Regions from separate parts of the Homo sapiens genome. Here region 1 is linked to region 2. A link is an interaction called in ENCODE POLR2A ChIA-PET data of the cell type or tissue named here. Cell type or tissue: Caco-2. All regions are shown on one strand. Links, peaks and the distances in the headings refer to the core of each region. The heading gives the core; the rest is flanking DNA. Region 1 has its middle 3.1 kb from the start of PTPRH. Region 2 overlaps ISOC2 (isochorismatase domain containing 2).

Region 1 (2,903 bases), core at 230-2,729, 240 kb after region 2:
TCACACTACAGATCAGGGAAGCCAAAGCATTGTGTCTGCCATTTTATGAGAATGTCGATTTCAACTTCACTCTCAAGGCCTGAGGAAGGAGCCACACAGGGTCTTTAGAGTCCCGTTGACCCACTGTGTGATGGTCTTTAGGTGAACCCTCCGTTCGTTACCTGACAGCCCCAAGCACACCAGTCAGACCATGATTCACGGTGACCTGTGTGTGCCTCCAAATTAGGATTGATTCAGAGTCAGAGTCCAGTAGCCTTTTCTCTTTCTCTAATCCCCAGCGACCATGGATATTGGCCTTTAGGAGAAACTGGGAGGAAGGTTTACAGTATGTACTTTGACTAGTATCGGTGAGTCCTCCCTGAGGGAAAAGCATCCGCTACATGGAAGGGGTTCCAAGACTGAGAACTGGCTCAGGACTGGTAACAGGTGTGAGGCTTTAGGGGTGGACGTCGCTGGTGCTTCACCCAGATCTCCTTTGCAGGCACTGAGCACTCATTCTTAAGCAGTGTTGGCTGCTTGCAGATGCCACATTCTCAAGAGACTTGGTCTTGGCTGGGCGCAGTGGCTCACACCTGTAATCCCAGTACTTTGGGATGCCAAGGCAGGCGGATCACACGAGGTCAGGAGTTCGAGACCAGCCTGGCCAACATGGTGAAACCCCGTCTCTACTAAAAGTACAAAAATTGACCAGGCACAGTGGCTCACGCCTGTAATCCCAGCACTTTGGGAGGCCAAGGCAGGCGGATCACGACGTCACGAGATCGAGACCATCCTGGCTAACATGGTGAAACACCATCTCTACCAAAAAATATAAAAAATTAGCTGGGCATGTTGGCGGGCACCTGTAGTCCCAGCTACTTCGGAGGCTGAGGCGGGAGAATGGCGTGAACCCGGGAGGCAGAGCTTACAGTGAGCTGAGATCGAGCCACTGCACTCCAGCCTGGGCAACAGAGCCAGACTCTGTCTCAAACAAACAAACAAACAACAACAACAACAACAAAAAGTAGCTGGGTGTGATGGCAGGCGCCTGTAATCCCAGCTACTCGGGAGGCTGAGGCAGGAGAATCCTTTAACCCGGGAGGTGGAGGTTGCAGTGAGGCAAGATGGTGCCACTGCACTTCAGCCTGGGTGACAGAGTGAGAGCGAGATTTCATCTGAAAACAAAACAAAACAAAAAAAACAAAAAACTTGCTCTTGACCTGAGAGGAACGTGTTTTACTAGGAAAGTCATGAAACTCTCACCCCTGGAGAAGCCCATAGACAAAGATTAGAGGTTAAAAGTTCAGATCCTGTCTCTGTGATGGGATCCCTCTGAAGTGATAGCCTCACTTGGCTCCTTCCTCTGCCCCATACTGCTTTCATCACTCTCTGTCTTCTGAAAGCAAACCCTCAAACAGTTCATGAGCATCTGAATCCCTGCCTCAGGCTCTGCTTCTGGGAAACCTGAGCCCAGGCCCTCTGCTGCCCCACTGTGGTGACTCTGGTTCCTGCTCACCAGACCTAGAGATGGTATCATTACATACACCAAGCAACGCTCTCTTGGTGCTTCTCATCACACAGGTAAGAGGAATTGAAAAGAACTCAGGTGATGAGGGTCGTGCTAATGGGACTCTCATTAGTGGCTCCGTGGAAATTTCTGTTCTTAAGGGGAAAAGAGGAGCACGGCCGAGTCTCTCCTGAGGTTGCTGCTAAGATGTTGGCTGGGGCTGCATTCATCTGAAGGAGGGACTGGAGTTGGAGGGCCCGAGTCCGAGGTCCTACAGGTTTTGTTTTTGGTTTGCCTTCCCCATACACAGGCAGCTGCTCCAGGAGGACTTTGGAAGCTGGGGAATGTGGGTCATTTTGTGGAGTGGTTGATTTTTTTATTGTTTCTTTTTGTTTTTTGAGATGGAGTATCCCTCTGTCACCCAGGCTAGAGTGCAGTGGTGCGATCTCGGCTCACTGCAGTGTCCCCTCCTGGGTTCAAGCGATTCTCCTGCCTCAGCCTCCTGAGTAGCTGTGATTACAGGCATGCACCACCATGCCCGGCTAATTTTTGTATTTTTAGTACAGATGGCCACCATGTTGGCCAGGCTGGTCTTGAACTCCTGACCTCCTGCCTGAGGTCATCCACCTGCCTCGGGCTCCCATAGTGCTGGGATTACAGGCGTGAGCCACCATGCCCGGCCGAGGAGTTGGGTTTTGAAGAGAAAGCAAGTAGGGTGTGGTAGGACGGTGGGTGTGGAGTCAATGTAAGTGATGCATTTTTTTATAGACAGGGAGGGTGAGCATGTTTATAAGTTGGGGATCTAGATGGGAGGGAAGAGAGATAGAGGGAAGAGACAGTGAGGAGGAGGAGGAGGACCAGGAGAGAGAGAGAGACATCAAAAAGTATAGGGGAGACAGCTGGGTGTGGTGGCTCATGCCTATAATCCTAGAACTTTGGGAGGCCAAGGTAGGAGGATCACTTGAGTCTAGGAGTTCGAGACCAGCCTGGGCAACAAAGCAAGACCCTGTCTCAATAAAAAAAAAATTTTTTTTAAGATATAGACGAGAAACAGAGAAAGGTTAAAACAGAAACCCAAGCAAGTGATTGGCATGAATTACATCCGGTGCCCACTGAAAGGAAACTTCTCGCAACCAAACCTTTGTGTATACAGATGGGGAAACTGAGGCTCTCAGAGACAGAGAAACTGACTTCTCAAAGTGGTGGTGTGAGAACTTATTTATTTATTTGTTAATTTTGAGACAGAGTCTCCCTCTGTCACCCCAGCTGGAGTGCAGTGGTGCAATCACAGCTCACTGCAGCCTCCACCTCTTGGGCTCAACTGATCTTCCCTCTTCAGCCTCCTGAGTAGCTGGGACCACAGGTGTGCACCACCATGCCTGGCTAATTTACTTCTACTTTTTATAGAGACGGGATC
Region 2 (2,903 bases), core at 177-2,676:
GGGGCAGGAGTTGCAGAGGGATGAGCAAGAGTGGCAGAGGTGGCCCTGAATTCTGAGCTGCCGGGGAAGGGGGCATCAGGCACTCACAGTGTTCCCAGGGGAGGGGGACTGAGCTTTCTTTGAGGAGCTGTAGCAGGCCAGGGTGAGCACCACGCGGGAGGAGCCAGCAGCCTGTCTTCACGCAGGAGTCAGAGCCCAGAGGTTTGAGATTTCAGCCACGGGCAGCCATCAGGGTTTGATGCAGGGGAGCTGGCCATATCAGATCGGCAGTTTACAAAGTTCTTTCTGGCCCTGTGTGACCAGTGGATTAGGGAGTGTGGCATAGAGGGGAGGAGGGAGACCTGTCAGTAAGGAGGTTAATTTGGGCGCCCAGGCAAGCGGTGATGAGGCAGGGGGGATGCAGGCTTTTTTGTTGTTGTTGTTGTTTATTTATTTATTTATTTATTTTATTTTCTGGAGATAAACTTGCTGGGACTTGCTGATGGATGAAATGCGGTTGGTTGCTCATGTCTATCTAAGAGGCAGTTAGATAGATGAGTCGAGTTCAGGGGCAAAGTCCAGGCTGGATTTGTGAGCTGAGGGCCCAGAAGAGGGATGGGAGAAATGAGGTTACTTAAGAAGAGGAAGGTGTAGACAGGAAGCCCCAGCACAGAGCTGTCCACCCTTAGTGGTCCAAGCCCGCAAAGCACACCAAGATGGCAGGCAGTGAGGAGCTCAACCAGTCACGTGTAATGAAAGGGAGGCCCCAGGAAAAGTCTTGAGAAGAGGGAGTGTTGTCTTGGGCAGCTGCTAGCCAGAAGGTCCGAGAGATGAAGACGGAGAGGTGTCCCTCAGATTTGTCATCCATGGAGATCGGGACCCTAGACGCTTCCTGACCCATCGCCCCCTGCCCTTACAGATCCAGAAACTCATCAAGGAGCCCGCCCCAGACAGCGGACTGCTGGGCCTCTTCCAAGGCCAGAACTCCCTCCTCCACTGAACTCCAACCCTGCCTTGAGGGAAGACCACCCTCCTGTCACCCGGACCTCAGTGGAAGCCCGTTCCCCCCATCCCTGGATCCCAAGAGTGGTGCGATCCACCAGGAGTGCCGCCCCCTTGTGGGGGGGGCAGGGTGCTGCCTTCCCATTGGACAGCTGCTCCCGGAAATGCAAATGAGACTCCTGGAAACTGGGTGGGAATTGGCTGAGCCAAGATGGAGGCGGGGCTCGGCCCCGGGCCACTTCACGGGGCGGGAAGGGGAGGGGAAGAAGAGTCTCAGACTGTGGGACACGGACTCGCAGAATAAACATATATGTGGCTGTGGACCAAACCATTCTTGGGTTGGGGGGGATCCCGGGGGCGACTGGGGGCTGCAGGAGGGAGAAAGCGGGGTCCCCAGCAGGTGGGGGGGGGGAGGTGCCTCTTCTCGGCGCGAGGCAAAGGCGAGGGCTGGCGGCTGACACATCTGCACGGACGCGGCGCATCTGCTCGGAGGAGAACTGCGGCCGGGGTCGCCCCCAGCCGGCGCGCGCACGCCCAGCCCAGCTGCCGGCAGACACGCGCTCCGCCGCCGCCTCCGGCCGCCCCCCACGCCGCCACCCCCGGCTCCCCAAGGGTCCCGCATCCGGAAAGCGAGGTGAGCGAGACCGCACCCAGGTGCGGAAGGGAAACTGAGGCAAGGGGACATGGAGACGGGAGGAAGGAAGACACAGCCATGTGGATGGGTGGATGGATGGATGGAAGGATGGATGGACGGATGGAAGGAAGGGCTGAAAGCATTGTAGTCCCGGCTCCCCCAGACGCAGGAGTTCCGGGACCCACATGGGGGCTCCCAGAATTCTGCAGATCTAGGAGTTGGAATCTGCAGACCCCCAGGGAGAGCTCCTCCGTTCCAGATTTGCAGCCCTTGCCTCTTCCCCAACCTTGGAGACCTGAGAGGCCACCCCTGAGTCCTCAGAGACACCGGCGTCAGAGCTGTCAGTCAGCCCGCCCCGCGTTGGGCAATCGGAGCCCCCACCGCCGACCCTGGGAGCCCAGACCCCTCCCAGAAGGTCCGGTCCCCTGGCCCCCAGCGTCGGAGCGCCCAGCATCCCTCTCCCCAGGGATCTAGGAGGAGCCCCTGGGACCGGGCGGCGGCGCCCCCGGCCCCCGCCTTCCGGATCCAGGTGTCCCCCCTCCTCACCCCCCAAGCCCGAAGCCTCGCGTCTCCGAGGCCCCGCGCGCGTCGCCATGGCAACGAGAGTCTATTTTGCGCTGGGAACACACAGCTCCCGCCGCAGCGCCCCCCCACCCCACCAACCCGGGCCTGAATGGGAGTGGGGGACCCGGGAGGGGGCTCGGGGGGCCGGGTCGGGGGCGAGTGGAGACACAGACACTCAGACAGAGATCAGACGACAGCAAACCTGGGACAGAGAAAGAGACGTGGAGCCAGGAAGGAGAGACAAGCGGGATGTGGAGACAGAGGGGTGACGGAGACCGGGCGGGGGAAGGAGGGAAATGGAGGCGCGCAGGGAACTGAGGCTCGGAGCTGGGGACAGCCCGGGACACAGGCGCCGGGACGGAGAGAGACGCGGAGAGAGACGCCGAGATGCGAGGAGACCCGCAGCGACAGACGAGGGCTGAGACCCCCGCTAGAGACAGAGACGGGCGGGGGAGGCGGGGGTCCGGGAGGAGGCGTGGACGGGGCGCCCCGGGACGCGAAGATGCAGAGACCCAGAGACAAGCACGCGGGCCGGGCGGCGCAGGGATCTGGGCGGGGGCGCCGGGACCGGCCGCCGCCTGGGCTGCGGGTCGGGGGAGGGTCCTCCTCCCTCGCTCGGTCCCTGCCTTCCCCGCGGCCCGCGAGGCACGGCGCCCCCGTGCAGCCCCCAGGGTCTCCCCGCCCCGCCGCCCCTGGCGCCCGGAACTGGGGTCCCCGCGCCCTC

What was found. ChIA-PET counts read pairs that join two places held together with the same protein. Peaks named below come from ENCODE experiments on the same cell type or tissue, not always from the same donor. Only the 100,000 strongest peaks of a DNase experiment are listed, where the experiment ranks them.
Region 1: POLR2A ChIA-PET joins it to region 2 with 10 read pairs; 4 of 35 experiments call an interaction of 5 or more read pairs at or near these places.

Annotation. Positions count from the first base shown.
Region 1 is chr19:55,211,197-55,214,099 of GRCh38, reverse strand. No RefSeq gene overlaps it. Among named protein-coding and RNA genes, the nearest start is that of PTPRH, 3.1 kb to the right of the region's middle. In Caco-2, for the core only: a CTCF peak has its summit at 1,465; a DNase peak (open chromatin) is centred at 1,439.
Region 2 is chr19:55,451,384-55,454,286 of GRCh38, reverse strand. ISOC2 (isochorismatase domain containing 2) reads left to right here. Exons shown (of 6, transcript NM_001136201.2): 6 at 899-1,302. The coding sequence ends at 979. Among named protein-coding and RNA genes, the nearest start is that of ISOC2, 8.8 kb to the left of the region's middle. In Caco-2, for the core only: no CTCF peak of the experiment used is centred there; a DNase peak (open chromatin) is centred at 1,166; H3K4me3 peaks cover 531 bases.